2 separate regions of the Homo sapiens genome follow, and region 2 is linked to region 1. Evidence: read pairs that join two places in POLR2A ChIA-PET (ENCODE). Cell type or tissue: PC-9. All regions are shown on one strand.

What was found. Peaks named below come from ENCODE experiments on the same cell type or tissue, not always from the same donor. Only the 100,000 strongest peaks of a DNase experiment are listed, where the experiment ranks them.
Region 2: POLR2A ChIA-PET joins it to region 1 with 15 read pairs; 8 of 35 experiments call an interaction of 5 or more read pairs at or near these places.

Annotation. Positions count from the first base shown.
Region 1 is chr14:76,901,595-76,909,594 of GRCh38, reverse strand. No RefSeq gene overlaps it. Among named protein-coding and RNA genes, the nearest start is that of LINC01629, 54 kb to the left of the region's middle. RefSeq lists enhancers at 683-742, 4,653-4,702, 3,982-5,181, 5,007-5,744. In PC-9, no CTCF peak of the experiment used is centred here; DNase peaks (open chromatin) are centred at 4,464 and 5,214; H3K4me3 peaks cover 364 bases; H3K27ac peaks cover 2,242 bases.
Region 2 is chr14:77,101,671-77,109,670 of GRCh38, reverse strand. It overlaps CIPC (CLOCK interacting pacemaker), which reads right to left. Exons shown (of 4, transcript NM_033426.3): 2 at 3,827-4,014. The coding sequence starts at 3,962. Among named protein-coding and RNA genes, the nearest start is that of CIPC, 7.4 kb to the right of the region's middle. In PC-9, CTCF peaks have their summits at 702 and 910; no DNase peak of the experiment used is centred here.

The DNA.
Region 1 (8,000 bases):
AGGTCCACCCCAGCTCACTTGACAAACAAGAGGACTGAGGCCAAGGTAAGCACCTTGCTCAAAGTCATCCTTCTTTCTTCTGCAGAGGCATGACATCATTGTTGGCTCTGTGTCTAATTATTCCAGTCAAGATCCAAGTGCCTGGCCCAAGGGTTGTCTGAGAATCCCTCTTCCCCTAGAGTGGCTCAGCACACAGCCAGGAAGTGACGAGGGTATTTCAAGAGGCTCCTTATCGATTAGCCCAAGGTGTCTGGCCCAGTCCTCACCCTCCTCAGGGCCATGGGCTGGGAGCCCTCTCATCTCTCCTTTGCTAGTGGAGGCTGGGGAGACTGCGAATGGCTATCAGGACTTGAGAAGGTGTGGCTGGGAGATTGGCTACGAATGCATGGAGATTACAAAACAGGGAGATGGGTCTCCATGTGTGGTCTCTGTGATTCATCTGAGGGTCCGAAGTTCGAGCTCACCTCCTGGGGAGGAAGTGAGCATTGAAAGGCCTGGTGAATTCTGATCAACATGGGATCCTCAACCCAAATCATCTCTAGATGCTGTCTTCATTGGGCTCCTCCTCCAAGGCAGGATGTGATGTCAAGAGAGGAGCCCAGAGGGAAGGCAGCTGCTTCCTCCTTCTCACCACAGGACCACAGCTTCTCTCTTTTCATGTGTGCATGGCCACACTGGCCCACCTCACATGCTCTCCACACAAGCCACCTGCCTCCTGCTACACCCATGCCATTCATGTTCCCTTGCCACTGGAACACTGGCCCATAGAAAGCACCCATTATGGTCGGGCACGGTGGCTCACACCTGTAATCCCAGCACTTTGGGAGGCCAAGGTAGGTGGATCATGAGGTCAGGAGATCGAGACCATCCTGGCTAACCTGGTGAAACCCCGTTTCTACTAAAAATACAAAAAATTAGCCGGGCATGGTGGCGGGTGCCTGTAGTCCCAGCTACTTGGGAGGCTGAGGCAGGAGAATGGCTTGAACCTGGGAGGCGGAGCTTGCAGTGAGCCGAGATCGCGCTACTGCACTCCAGCCTGGGCGACAGAGCGAGACTCCGTATCAAAAAAAAAAAAAAAAAAAAAGAAAGCACCCATTATAGGCCAGCTATTGTTATTTATTTATTTATTTATTTTTGAGACAGAGTCTCACTTTGTTGCCCAGGCTGGAGTGCAGTGGTGCCATCTCGGCTCACTGCAACCTCCGCCTCCCGGATTCACACCATTCTCCTGCCTCAGCCTCCCAAGTAGCTGGGACTACAGGCGCCCGCCACCACGCCCGGCTAATTTTTTTTTTTTTTGTATTTTTAGTAGAGACGGGGTTTCACTGTGTTAGCCAAGACGGTCTCGATCTCCTGACCTCGTGATCCGCCCGCCTCAGCCTCCCAAAGTGCTGGGATTCCAGGCGTGAGCCACAGCCTGCTATTATTTAAATCAGTGGTCCTCAGGGTTGAATCTCCCCTAGGAAGAATTTTGGAAATGTGTGTGCCCGCATGAGCGTTGGTGGTGGTGGAAATGTTGCCTTCTCATGCAGTCATGCCTAAACATTTACATACGGAATGCAGTCATTCCTGACCATTTACATATTGAAATACCTGTTGTTTCATTTTAATATTTTTCCTTTATGATATAGTTATAATAATAATGATTAAAATATATATATATATATATATATGTATATGTATGTATATATTTTTTTTAGATGGAGTTTCACTCTTGTTGCCCAGGCTGGAGTACAATGGGGCCACCTCAGCTCACTGCAACCTCCACTTCATGGGTTCAAGTGATTCTCCTTCCTCAGCCTCCCGAGTAGCTGGGATTACAGGTGCCCACCACCACACCCGGTTAATTTTTTGTATTTTTAGTAGAGATGGGGTTTCACCATGTTGGCTAGGCTGGTCTCGAACTCCTGAACTTAGGTGATCCACCCACCTCGGCCTCCCAAAGTGCTGGGATTATAGGCGTGAGCCACCGCGCCTGGCCGATTAAAAATATTATGTCAGTAGGTAGGTTATATTAACACATTTACTTTCAGGTTGCTGTTACAAAATATTTAAAAATCAATTTTAAAGGGAATGTCATTGGGTCTCAAGGGATTGAGACCCACAGTTCTAGATGGCTGGACTTATATTGCCACTCTTTTTATTTTATTTATTTATTTATTTTGAGACCAAATCTCGCTCCGTCACCCAGGCTAGAGTGCAGCGGTGCAGTCTTGGCACACCGCAACCTCCACCTCCTGGGTTCAAGTGATTCTTGTGCCTCAGCCACCCGAGTAGCTGGGACTTCAGGCACACACCATCATGCCTGGCTAATTTTTTTTTTTTTTTTTTTTTTAGTAGAGACGGGGTTTTGCCATATTGGCCAGGATGGTTTTGAACTCCTGGCCTCAAGTGATCTGCCTGCCTCGGCCTCCCAAAGTGCTGGGATTACAGGTGTGAGCCACTGCAACTGGCCCACTCTTATTTTTAAGCAGGGCACCTTCCCCTCTGAACTTGGCACACACACACACACACACACACACATTTAAGTCCCTGTCACCAGCTACCTGCACCTTCTCTGTGCATATCTAGGACACATCTGGTCCAATTCTGTCCCCTCCCTACTCTCACCTGCCCCCAGCATTGCAAGGACAGGCCCAGACTGGTAGAACTCAATCACGTGTGCACGCAGAGAACCAGCCAGGGTACCCAGCCTCTCCTGCTGGCTGTCAGGTCTAGGAAAAAGATGATCAAGTGTGGTGGCTCATGCCTATAATCCCAGTACTTTGGGAGGCTGAGGCAGGAGGATTGCTTGAGCCCAGGAGGTCAAGACTACAGTGAGCCGTGACTGCACCACTGCACTCTAGCTTGGGGGACAGAGTGAGATTCTGTTTCAAAAAAAGAAAAAAAAAAAAAAAAGGCCTGGCACAGTGGCTCACTCCTGTATTCCCAGCACTTTGGGAGGCTGAGATGGGTGGATCACGAGGTTAGGAGTTCAAGACCAGCCTGGCCAACATGGTGAAACTCTGTCTCTACTAAAACTACAAAAACTAGCCAGGCACGGTGGCAGGCGCCTATAATCCCAGCTACTTGGGAGGCTGAGGCAGTAGAATTGCTTGAACCTGGGCGGCAGAGGTTGCAGTGAGCTGAGATGGTACCACTGCACTCCAGCCTGGGTGACAGAGGGAGATTCTGTCTCAAAAAAAAAAAAAAAAAAAAAAAAAAGATACAAATGAAAAAGGAAAAAAGATGGATGTGTGCCATGTGCGGTGGCTCACGCCTGTAATCCCAGCACTTTGGGAGGCTAAGGTAGACGGATCACTTGATTTCAGGAGTTCGAGACCAGCCTGACCAACATGGTGAAACCTTGTCTCTACTAAAAATAAAAAATTAGCTGGGTGTAGCTGTAGTCCCAGCTATTTCGGAGGCTGAGGCAGGAGAATCACTTGAACCCGGGAGGCAGAGGTTGCAGTGAGCTGAGATCACGTGCCATTGCACTCCAGCCTGGGCAACAAGGGTGAAACCCCATCTCAGAAAAAAAAAAAAAAAAGAAAAGAAAAGAAAAAGAAAGATGGATATGTTCCTAGGAAAGGCATTGCTTCTCACCACACCTTCCTACCTGCTCAGCCATCACCTCACAGTGCCAGCCATCATCCCCTCATCACCCCCTACCAAAACACCGCCTCCCCACCCCCACTCCCCACACAACTGAAACACAGCCTGGACTCTTCCAAGTCAGGTTTGTCATTGTTACAAAATGATCATTGTAAGAAAAAGGAACAAACCCATAGAGTAGAACTCACACCTACTCCTATTATCCAGAGAAAGCCCCTGCTGATATTCTGAGTTTTTTCCTCGGAAATCATACCTCTGTATTTTGTGTGTGTTTTTTTATTATTATTATTTTTTGAGATGGAGTCTCGCTCTGTTGCCCAGGCTGGAGTGCAGTGGTGCGATCTTGACTGCAACCTCCACTTCTCCAGTTCAAGAGATTCTCCTGTCTTCAGCCTCCCAAGTAGCTGGGATTACAGGCGTGCATACCATGCCCTGCTAATTTTGTATTTTTAGTAGAGATGGTGTTTCACCGTGTTGGCCAGGCTGCTCTCGAACTCTTGACCTCAGGTGATCCACCCACCTTGGCCTCCCAAAGTGCAGGGATTACAGGCAGGAGCCACTGTGCTCGGCCTGTATTTTATGTTTTAATAATCTCTCTGCACATGCTGTTTTGTACCTTGCTTTTTTTTTTTTTTCTGCTCAATTACATATCTTGAACATCTTTCCAGGCCATTAACTATTCTTCTACCAAGAAATGTCAATGGCTGCCCAGTATTCCATAAATAAATCAGTGTTTATTTAACCAGCCTACTGATTGCTAGACATTTTGTACCTCATTCTTGACTTTGTTTGAATCTCGGCTCTGCACTTAATAGCTGCGTGCTAACAGGAAAGTCACTTCCGCTTTCTGAGCCTCCGTTTGCTCATCTGCCCGCTGAGCAGCCTAATGCCCCAGTGCCCTTAAGGCATTGCTTCAAAGATCTGAGTTGGTGGATGATGCAGCGCTTGGCACGGTGCCGGTGACACATCCCCCTAAGTGTTTTCTCAGTGTGAGTCTTCATCGGCTTCTCTGCTGTGCCTTCTTCAGCTTGTTTGCGAGTTCCTGGTTCATCCTGACCACCCTGAAAGGCCGCCCCTGGGACTTTGCATAACTCATTCTGTCTCCTGGTGTGTAAGTCTCTCTCCTGGTTCCCAGCAGGAGTGTAGGAATGAGTGCTTGTCCTGGACTCTGGGCTGGGAACTAGCACCTAGTGGGGACTGGACTAGGATGACTTGGGCCAATTTCTTTTCAGGCTGAGCTTGGATTTCAGATCAGATCTCTTAGGACAGAGCCCTTGGGAATTCCCATGGTGTGAATGTCCTGGGCCAGCGGGAATGGCTGCTCGCTCATCTCTTCCAAGGTGAGTGTGAAGGTCTGCCCAGGCCCCTGGGTGCATGCCAAGCTGTGTGCTCCCACCTTGATGTCCAGAGATGTAACCCTCCCAGACGGTGAGTATGCTCCAGGAGCCTCCCACACCTGCCACGGGCCACTCTTTCTGGGGCTGTCTCTGTGTGAGGGTCTGGCCGTGGCTGCCCTAGACCCACTCAGGAAGACTTGCTTCTTCAGCCAAGTCTCCCTTCTGTCCAGCCACTGGTGTGACTCATCACAGAGCCCATTTCTACTGCAAAAAGAAATGCTCAGACCTACGGCCCTGGTTACAAAAGAGGCCACTCAGCTGAGGATCTGCTTCCAACAACTGGAATGCCGACCCTGAATAACCCCAAGTAGAAAACGCGTGTATAGAGCTTGTGTGCGCAAGTACACACACACGCATGTCCTCACGTACCCTCCCACGCGCTCTCACTCGCTCTCCAGCATGCCCATCCTTATCCGCTCACACATTCACACACATGTATGCACGCACGCAACTACCCTGTGCTGTGCCAGACAGCAGTTACTCTGGCTCAGCTTATGTTTTTCGTCATGCTGTTCTGAGAAAAAAGAGAATATGTTTGGAGAGACCCCAGCTGCCAGACAGCAGTGCTTTTCTTCCCCCCCTAATTTTGGCCCCATAAGTCAGATCTCAATTTTCTTTACCCCTTGAGCAGTGAAAGAGAAAGGGGCACACACCACAAACCAGAAATGAGACAGAAGCCTGGTGCAGTGGTGTGCACCTGCAGTCCCGAATACTCAGGAGGCCGAGGCTGGAGGATTGCTTGAGGCCAGGAGTTTGAGTCCAGTCTGGACAACATAGCGAGACCTTGTCTCTAAAAAAAAAACTTAAAAAAAAAAAAAACACATGAGACAGAGACCTCTACCCTGTGACACCCTGGTTATCTGATTGCACCTGGTGCACACTCTTCAGTGGGATACAGAGATTCTTACTTCCTCTTGACCTACAAGATAAGCATATAGTAGGTCAGAGTGCTGGAGGGAGGTGGAGAGGGGTCAGGAGAGAGAAGACTCGGGACTGGCTTTGGGAAGGAAGCAGGAATGGAGATGGGCCTGGAAGGATTGAGAAAATCTCATCAGAAGAGGCCAGGTGCAATGGCTCACACCTGTTATCCTAACACTTTGGGAGGCCAAGGTGGGAAGATTGCTTGAGGCCAGGAGTTTGAGACCAGCCTGGGCAACATGGTGAGACTCCCTGTCTACATAAAATTTAAAAAAATGATGTGGGCGTGGTGGCCCACACCTACAGTCTCAGCTACTTGAGAGGTTGGGAGGGGAGGATCACTTGAGCCCAGGAAGTAGAGGCTGCAGTGAGCTGTGATTGTGCCAAGACACTTTAGCCTGGGTGACAGCACAAGACTTTGTCTGAAAAAAAAAAAAAGGCTTAACAATCCATCCCTTTCTAAGTCCAAAACCAGTACAGAATCAGCCTAGAAACCTTTATAATCTAATTTAACTTAACAAATATTCAAATATTTACTGAAGGTCTAACATGTGCCAGGCACTGTCAAAAGATGCCAAGAGAAGAAAAACATTCCTTCTTCGAACCTTCCCCAGGGAAGCGCTGTCACCCTTTGGGCATACACTTCCCACGCTTTCTGAGACAGGGTCTTTGCAGATGGGCTGGTCAGCACCATCCTGCAGCTTCTTGGGGACTATTCGTCTGCGTGGCAGAAGTGCAAGAGAGCTGTCAGGAGTTGGAGGACTTGTAACTGCTGCTTACTCTCTTCCTACAGCACAGTGGTTCACAATCTGGGAGATTTTGTCCTTCAAGGACATGTGGCAATATCTGAGACATTTTTGGTTGACATAAATAGAGGAGGTGCTACTGGTAACCCCCCTGCAAGGCAAAGGACAGCCCCCACAGTGAAGAGGGAGCTGGCCCCAAGTGTCATCAGGGCTGGGGCCAAGAAGCACTGCTGTAGCATATTAGTTCTGGTTGCTGTGATGGTGATTCCTTAATAGCATCTCTCACCATTTCTTTCTTTTTTTTTGGAGGCGGCGGGACAGAGTTTCAAAAAGGCAACGTCTGCCTCCTGGGTTCAAGCAATTCTCCTGCCTCAGCCTCCTGAGTAGCTGGGATTACAGGCGCCTGCTGCCACGCCGGCTAATTTTTGCATTTTTAGTAGAGACAGGGTTTCACCATGTTGGCCAGGCTGGTCTTGAACTCCTGACCTCAGGTAATCCACCCACCTCAGCCTCCCAAAGTGCTGGGATTATAGGCGTGAGCCACTGTGCCCAGCCATCTCTCCCCATTTCTTTATTTTATTTTATTTTTTTGAAATGGAGTCCCACTCTGTTGCCCAGGCTGGAGTGCAGTGGTATGATCTTGGCTCACTGCAGCCTCTGCCTCCTGGGTTCAAGCGATTGTCCTGCCTCAGCCTCCTGAGTAGCTGGGACTACAGGTGCCTGCCACCACGCCCGGCTAATTTTTGTATTTTTAGTAGAGATGGAGTTTCGCCAAGTTAGCCAGGCTGGTCTCGAACTCCTGACCTCAGGTGATCTGCCCGCGTTGGCCTCCCAAAGTGCTGGGATTACAGGTGTGAGCCACCTCGCCCAGCCATCTCTCCCCATTTCTAATGCACGAATCCAATCCATCATGGCCTGGGAAACTAGTTACTTAAGCTTGCTAAGACTGCTTCTAAAAGAAGAATAAAGAGGTACAGAATCCAGCACCATAGACTACCCCATGAGTCAAATGCATGAGCTTTGTGATCCTGACTGAGGTTTGACTAGGGCTTAGGAACTAGACTCATGACTCAGTGGGTCTACCAAGGTGGGTGGTGTCAGTGGCAGGGATTCTGGGCCTTCAAGAGAGGTGTTCACGCACAAAGAACAGATCCTGCCCTAGGGCATTAATCAGAACTCTCTGGTACCCAAAGGGCAGCTTCCTCCCTTGGTTGGACCATGGCCCACTCCTGCGGTTTGTGCCTTTTCTATCTGGGCATTGAATCCTGGCATCTTTGGCTTCTGCTCCTCACTGTTTCAATTCCTGGCCATACCCCATGCTTTGTGCCACCCCATGATTTGGTTT
Region 2 (8,000 bases), 200 kb before region 1:
TAGCTTTCATTGGCTTTTCAATGGGATCTATAATTAATCCCTCCTCCACCAAAGATTAAGAATTATTGCCCTAGGACGAGTTTGACTTCCTTTCTAACTCTCTTACAGACAAAAACCTGCCTCAATTAGGGCTCACATGAAAGTAATCATCATCAGTCTACAGGAGAAATGAGTTCAAGGTTTCAAAGTTAGTTTATTACTTTCGAGAATCTATGTTGAGAAAGGAGACGAGTATGGCCCAAGGTAGGATTAAGACCTTCAGAGGCTCTGGGTACCACAAGATGTAATTACAATTAAAAAAACAAAACCAATCTGTAAACCTCAAAACAATTGCATTTTCTCCAGCTTAAGGAAGACTGTATGACTGGAAGGATATACATCAATGGAAATATGATTTAGAATCTCCAGTGATACTTTTAAAAAACCATAAATGTTGGGATCCTTCCCTTGATCTACTGAAGTGATTTACCTGGTTCCATGGTAGGTGTATTTCACAAAACACAAGTAATCCAAATGTACACCTCTAGTTAAGAACCATTAGACTGAAAACAAATGAGCCCAGAAGCAATGTACATATTGAGTGCCCAGATCTTGGTTTCTAAATGCCATTCTGCACATAAAGGAAATGAGGGGTCCTTGGAGAAACAGCTGATTCCAAGACTTTGACAGGGAAGATACGAGATGAGCCTGGACAGCTGCTTGTCCCAGAAAGCAAAGAAGTGCTCAAACACTAACAGAGACATGTCAACGAGACACAAGAGCTATCTTGAGGGGACTCCTGCTGGTCAAATTTGAGACAATTTGAGTATCAGAAATGATGATTTTAACAGGTTGACAAACTGAATTACAAAAGAATTCCATGACTACATTAGTGATACTCAAAAGAAGAGGGAGGAGGGAAAGCACTTTTTACAGAAGAATGTCAGCTAATGACGTACAAAGAATGGTAAAATTAGAAGATCACCCCCTTTTTTTTTTTGAGACAGAGTTTCGCTCTTGTTGCCCAGGCTGTAGTGCAATGGCATGATCTTAGCTCACCACAACCTCTGCCTCCCGGGTTCAAGCGGTTCTCCTGCCTCAGCCTCCCGAGCAGCTGGGATTACAGGAATGCACCATCACGCCTGGCTGATTTTGTATTTTTATTAAAGACAGGGTTTCTCCATGTTGGTCAGGCTGGTCTCGAATTCCTGACCTCAGGTAATCCACCTGCCTCGGCCTCCCAAAGTGCTGAGATTACAGGTGTGAGGCAACGCGCCCGGCCAAGATCACCACTTTTAAACCGCCAATGTAATGATTCAGGCAAAGATCATCAATGGATGCTAACTCTGGTAAACAGTTTGTTGGGGAATAGGATAGTCACACAATTATAAAGTATTATCCCATAAATTACTTATTAATTACAAAGAGAAAAGGGTACTTTAATGGTAAAGAAATCTGTACACACTATCTTAGCCAAGTGATCAACCAACCAGAGCATCACCAAGAGTAAGACTAACTTATGAGTCTCCAAATGTGTTGCAATGGGAAGGATACAACATCAACAACATAGTATTCTGGTCAAGATGCTAATCCTGACCCTAATAATGGGGACACTACCAGAAAATCCAGAGTGTGAGACATTCTACAAAGCAACAGGCCTGACTCATTCAAAGATGTCAATGTCATAAAGAAAGAAGAAAGAAAAAAAGGAAAGAAAAGATAGGGGAGTGGTTATAAACTAAACCAGACTAAAGGACAGGACAACTAAATGCAATGCTCAATCTTCAGTTGGATTCTGGATCCAAAACAGACAAAAAGACAAACAGCTATAAAGGACATTATTGGGACAATGGGGGAAAATCTGAATATGGAGTGTAGCTAATGATAAGTATCAGTGTTAAATTTCTTAGGTATGATAATGATATTATAACTACATAGAAGAATGTCCTTGTTTTTAGGAAATCTGTACTGAAGCTACATGGGGTAAAATGTCAAGTGTTTGCAATTTACTTTCAAATAATTCAGAGAGAGAGTGTGTGTGTGTGTGTGTGTGTGTGTGTGTGTAAAGAGAGCGAGAGAGAGAAAGCATATATGGCAAAAAGATAGACATATGGGGTATTCATTTGCTTTTGTATAGATTTGAAATTTTTTGAACTACAAATGTGGTAATTAAAATGGGAAAAATTGTCTTGATTTTGCAAATTTCATCCTACTCCAAGGTAACTGGAATAACTCAGGCAGTGAGGAAATCACTGGCACCTGGCCCAAGAGTGGCTCGAAGCATTCCAGTGGCATTCACTGGGGCTACTTTCTGGGGCATAATGAGTTTGATTATTTTAATACCACCTTATATCTGAGTAGTACAATATTCTTAAAACAACTGGCCTGACAAAGTTGAAGTTGTTAGAAGTGTCAAAATGTCAACAGTACTGGAAATAATAGATGGTAAGATTATGGATAATGTTTTTCTTCTTCATGCTTTCCTACCTGTCCAAGCTTTTACAATGAGCACGTATTCATGAAATGAAACATAAACAAAAAGCAAACGTGATATTAAAAGAAAAAAAGAGGCACTAGGCCTCCAGTGTTTCCCAAACCTGTCTGATCATACAACAGAAACACTTGTTTTTTAAAAGAACCCACATTCCAGGCCCTGTCCAGACCCTTGAAAGAGTCTCCAGGAGGGAGATCTGGTGATCAATATTTTTAACAAATGCCTCAGGTGAGCCTTATGATGAGGCAGGCTTAGGAAACAATGCTGAGAGAGAGAAGAAAAATCCAAAGGGAAGGTTGGCCCGCCCTTCCCTGGACTGTCCTGGCCCTGGGCAGGGCAACTAATTCCTTTTAATCTAATCCCTTGGTTGGCGCTCTGTTCCTCTTTGAGCAACGGTCTATTTATAATTTGCCTTTTCAAGCAGCATGCCTACAGGGAGAAAATATGCCAATCTAAAGACAAGAGAGTTCTAGTTTTCCTAACAGCTGCATTTCTCACTATAAGTTAATAAATCAAAATTGATTGATTTGTCTTTGTGAGTCTGGATAATATAAATCTTCTCCTTGAGAGGGTTCTACTCTCAGGATGTTGACTTGACCAGAATCCCTCAGCATCACCCCTCTGCATCCCCGCGCCAAAAATCACACTAGCGCCATATTCAAGCCACTACCCTCAGAGCGGGAAATAAAAAAAGAGCCCCAGCACAAAATTGAATGATTCAATATATATGCAGCTAGCCCTTTTGGGTAAGGTTTAAGAAAAACTTGTAAGGAAAACTGTTCTATTTTCTTATCTCTAATAGATACTCAAGTTTAGAGCTAGGCCAGGTGGCTCACAGTCCAAATACAAAATGCATAGAGACTGGGGGGAGGGGTTGTTGGAGGCGTACATTTCTAAACACAGCGAAACTACTTTCTCAATGAAAAAGTTACCTTACAAATTATATACAGTATTACTTTTATTTAACTGGCAGTCTTCCAATTTGTTACATGGAAACTACATGCAGTAGCAATTTTTCCCCTACAATGTAATAATTCCTGTGAAAAAGGAAGTAAAACAACAGAATTATGAGTATTTAAATATTTTTTCCAGTGACCAATTGCAATAGTTGGAAGTGTAAGATTCAGAGTCTAAGTTGAAAAAAGATGTTAAATAATTCTTTCAGAACTAACCCTGTGGTGACTTTGATGGGTACCCTGACATATGGCATCAGAATTACCATTTTAAAGCAGGTAAGTATTTATCCTGTGTGTGAAAGCATCCCATCCTTATCACATAAATGAGTTTTGGGGAGGAAATTTTTCACGCAAAGCATTCACTCACAAAACAGAGGAAGGATAAGATATTTTTAACCTGAAAAGCCAGAGTCCTTGTCTGACTCAGCAGCAGCCATCCCAAGCTGACGAGCCACTTTCTTCATCTCTGTGCCTTTGCCTACTTTGGCAGAGAGTCTTCTGGGGCTCTCTCTGGATGGGTTTTTCCTCTCCATGGTTTATTCAGCTGGAGGCAGATTCATTGGTACTCTTTTCATCTGGACTGCCCTATGAAAAACAATTATATAAGAAGTCACTGCCTGGAGAGCTGAAACAGGTGATCCAAACAGTGAATAAAGTATGGGCAAAGAACACTGGCCTCACCCACTTCAGCTTTATTTTCTCAGAGGTTTCAACTGACAAAAGCTTCAAGTTTACTAAACAGAATGGTTTCCACCCATAAGGAGATTCACAGTCCTCTGGCTGCCCTCTAATTCCATTACAAATTCAAGGCACACAAACCACATTCAGCATTCGCTTTGTAAACTGCTAACAAAGGCACATTTGATTAGGCTTTTTCCAATGGGTAACGAAATGAACTCACCAGAGGGGAGAGGGGACAGGGGAGTGAAGAGAAGGGAAAAGGAAGACAGGAGAAGAGAGAGGGCAGAAGGAGGGGGAGAGGGGAAAGGGGAGAGGAGAAAAGAGACACCGCAAGGCTTGCTTTCCTCGTGTACATTTGCAGGCTCATGACCTATTGCCACCTCCCACAGTGTTGTGTTTCTCAAATTAACCTCTAAATCCTTTGGCTGAGGTATTGAACAGAGAGCAAAAACAACTCCCTATACATGCATGCTACTTTTAGGCTTAAAAAACACTTTTATGGGCAAATAAAATCATATATAATAAAGAGCTTATAATATGCGTTGCTATTAGTGTTATCTCACTTGAGCCTCACAATGTCATCTTCAGTTGCTATCTCACTTTACAGGGGAGGAAACTGAGGCTCAGATAAGTTACATTCAATCATTTAAAAATATTTATCAAATGCCATTGTAAATCAGGCATTGTGCAAGGACTGGGGATATAGAATGAACAGAATAGGCATCTGTCGCTTCCTTCTTGTAGCTTATGATCTAGAGAGAGACAGTCATTAATCAAGTAATCACTCAACTAGCGACCATTTTGATAAGAGCTATAAATGGGAGAGGCTAACAGTCTGGGGGACTGAGGAAGTGCACCATAGCTGGGATCTGGAGGATTGGGAATTAGTAGGAGTTAGGCGAAAGGCATGTTCCAGGCAGTGTGAAGGCCCTAAGGGAGCAAGGGGCTTGGCACAAACAAAGAACTGAAAGGCCAGGGAGGCCAGAGCACAGTGTAGAAGGGTACAATGCCATGCACTGATGCCAGACTGGTAGTCAGGGAACAGACAGGCAATACCTTGGAATCCATGTTGGAAGGATTTTAGATATTAACTTAAACGCAATGGGAAGCCATGGAAGAATTTTAACCAGAAGTGTGACATGATCAGATGTGCATTTTATTTATCTTATTTTTTGAGACAGTGTCTCACTCTGTCACCCAGGCTGCAGTGCAGTGGCGTGATCATGGCTCGCTGCAGCCTCAACTGCCCAGATGGAAGCGATCCTCCCCTCAGCCTATGGAGTAGCTGGGACAACAGGCATGTAGCACCACACCTGGCTAATTTTTTGTTTTTTGTAGAGACAGGATCTCACTTTGTTGCCTCAGCTGGTCGTGAACTCTTAGGCTCAAACAATCCTTCCACCACGGGCTTGGCTCTGGGCCTTGGCTTGGCTTGGCATCCCAAAGTGCTGGGATTACAAGTGTACACCAGCTTTGCATTTTAAAAGCATTCTGGATGCTGAACTGAGGCTAAAGTGGAGAAGGGCAAGAGTGGCATTGAGATCATTTAGTTGCTACCGTGACAGTCCAGGTGAATTAAGGTGGTGGCAGTAGAGATGGGAAGAAGAAAAACATGGAGGCCCACCTGATGGGACTGGGTAGGGGGAAGATGGTGGTACCACTTTCTCAGCTAGGGAGCCCAAGAAGTGCACAGAAGGGAGTTGGGTGGGTGGGGCAGGGTGGCATGGTCATGTAGATTTGGTCATGTAGAGACTGAAGTTACTGTGGGTCATCTAAGTGGAGATCCTGGGTAGGCAGTCACATGTAAGACTGAAGCCCAGGAGAGAGGCCTATATTTGCTCCAGTGATAAACAGCTAGTCCACAGCAGATCCAGACCTAGATCAACAGTGCCAAGAATAAGACCAATTGGCCCTTCAAATTGCTGGCTGAGAATAAGAACATTCCAGATATTTTAACATGGCCATTTGAGTCACCAAGGAATGGCAACTGTAAGGCCAGCATGATAATAACACAAGGAATACCACTGGCATAAGGAGAACAGGCCAACAGGGAACATGACAATAATGAAACTGGGAAGATGCAAGCAAAGCCTTGTGATGTTTTAATTCACGATGCACTCCTGACTCTATCCTGTTGTTCTTTGAGTGAAGAAAAACACAAGCCCCCTGCCAAATACCACTGTATCTGGAATACCCTGGAGTGCCAAGTCTGGACATTCCTGCTAATATAAGATCTAGTGAAGAACATTAACTACCCTAGAAGCAGTTCAAAATAAAATTAAATAGAAGACAAGGATGCTTATAAGCAACCCTCTTGCTCGTACTTTTGCATACTGTAGGAGCAGACTAAAGGGAACACAAACTGAACTGAATGAGAATGAATTTTAAACACAATTCCAAGTAAAAATCATTTTGCCCCGTATCTAACTCATTTAAGGGGACTGGCTTCCTCATTCAACTGACATCAAATCAAGCACTCTTCCACAGGTCACACGTTTAATCCTATGTGCATAAAAGATAAACAGTGGCACTGTCACAACTTGCAGAGAACTATGCAAAAGCAATGTCTATCTGACAGCTATGAAATTTGACAGCATGGACGGCCCAGCTTAAAAAGTAGACTAAAGTGTAAAACTATATCTCTAATTAAATTGGATCCTTTTGTATGAAATTCAACAAATGTGCATAGTATAATTTTCCTAAAATAATACTGTCCAAAAGTGAATAGAAGCCATCTCCAAAATGGAAGTAGATGAGGCTTGTGGATGGGCATTCAAACTAATTCATGTCGGACCAGGCTGTTGATTTAGATTAGGAGGGTAGCTCATGTTAGTTGCAACTAATTAAGAACCTTACTTAGGTTCTTAGGTTCTTGAAGTTTCACATTATCTTACTAAACATGGATTATTTTACAGGTACTTTAGATAATGCATCCCAATTTAGTCTTCTACAATCCTTGCGGCAAAACAATGAAAAAGGTCTTGCTATTATTATTAAAGTGTAGTCAATAGAGCTACAGAAAATACACAGGAATTTATTCTGGCTTATTGAGAATTTGTAGGATAAGAGATAATTGATCATGGAGTCAAAATACTGAAACACTGACAATCGGTTTTTGAGGCTCAGAAAATAATACTCCCAAGTATGGCACTTTAGCATAATGAGCACTTTGTTGTTGCTTTTTGTTTTTTTCTGAGACTGTGTCTTGCTCTGTCGCCCAGGCTGGAGTGCAAGGCCACAAACACAGCTCACTGCAGCCTCGACTTCCTGGCCATAAAGAAATTATCTGACCTGTCTTGTCCGATAGCAGATCATAAAACCCTCATTCCAGAATGGGTCCTGCCCTATAACAGAGAGGAAGGAATGCTACACAGAGGTCAAGAATAATTCTGGACAGACAGACCTTGCTGGGTTTCCCACCTCAGTCCATTACTATTAGATCATACTCTTTTTGTTTTTGTTTTGTTTTTTATTTATAGATGGATCACACGCTGTTGCTCAGGCTAGAGCGCAGTGGCACGATCACAGCTAACTGCAGACTCGACCTCCTGGGCTAAAGTGATCCTCCTGCCCTAGCCTCCTGAGTAGCTGGGACTCCAGGCGCATACCACCACACCCAGCTAATTTTTAAATTTTTTGTAGAGACTGGGTCTTGCTATGTTGCCCAAGCTGGTCTCAACCTCCTGGACTCAAGCAATCCTCCCACCTCAGCCTCCCAAAGTGCTGGGATTACAGGCATAAGCCACCATGCCCAGCCAGATCATACCCTTTTTGTCCAATCATATTTCTACACAGCCGTCCATTCTTCATCAAACCTAACCATAAAAATAGACAGTTTTCCCTGAGTTTGGGAGGCTTCACTTCTGAAGACTCCTGTGTCATAAAAAAAA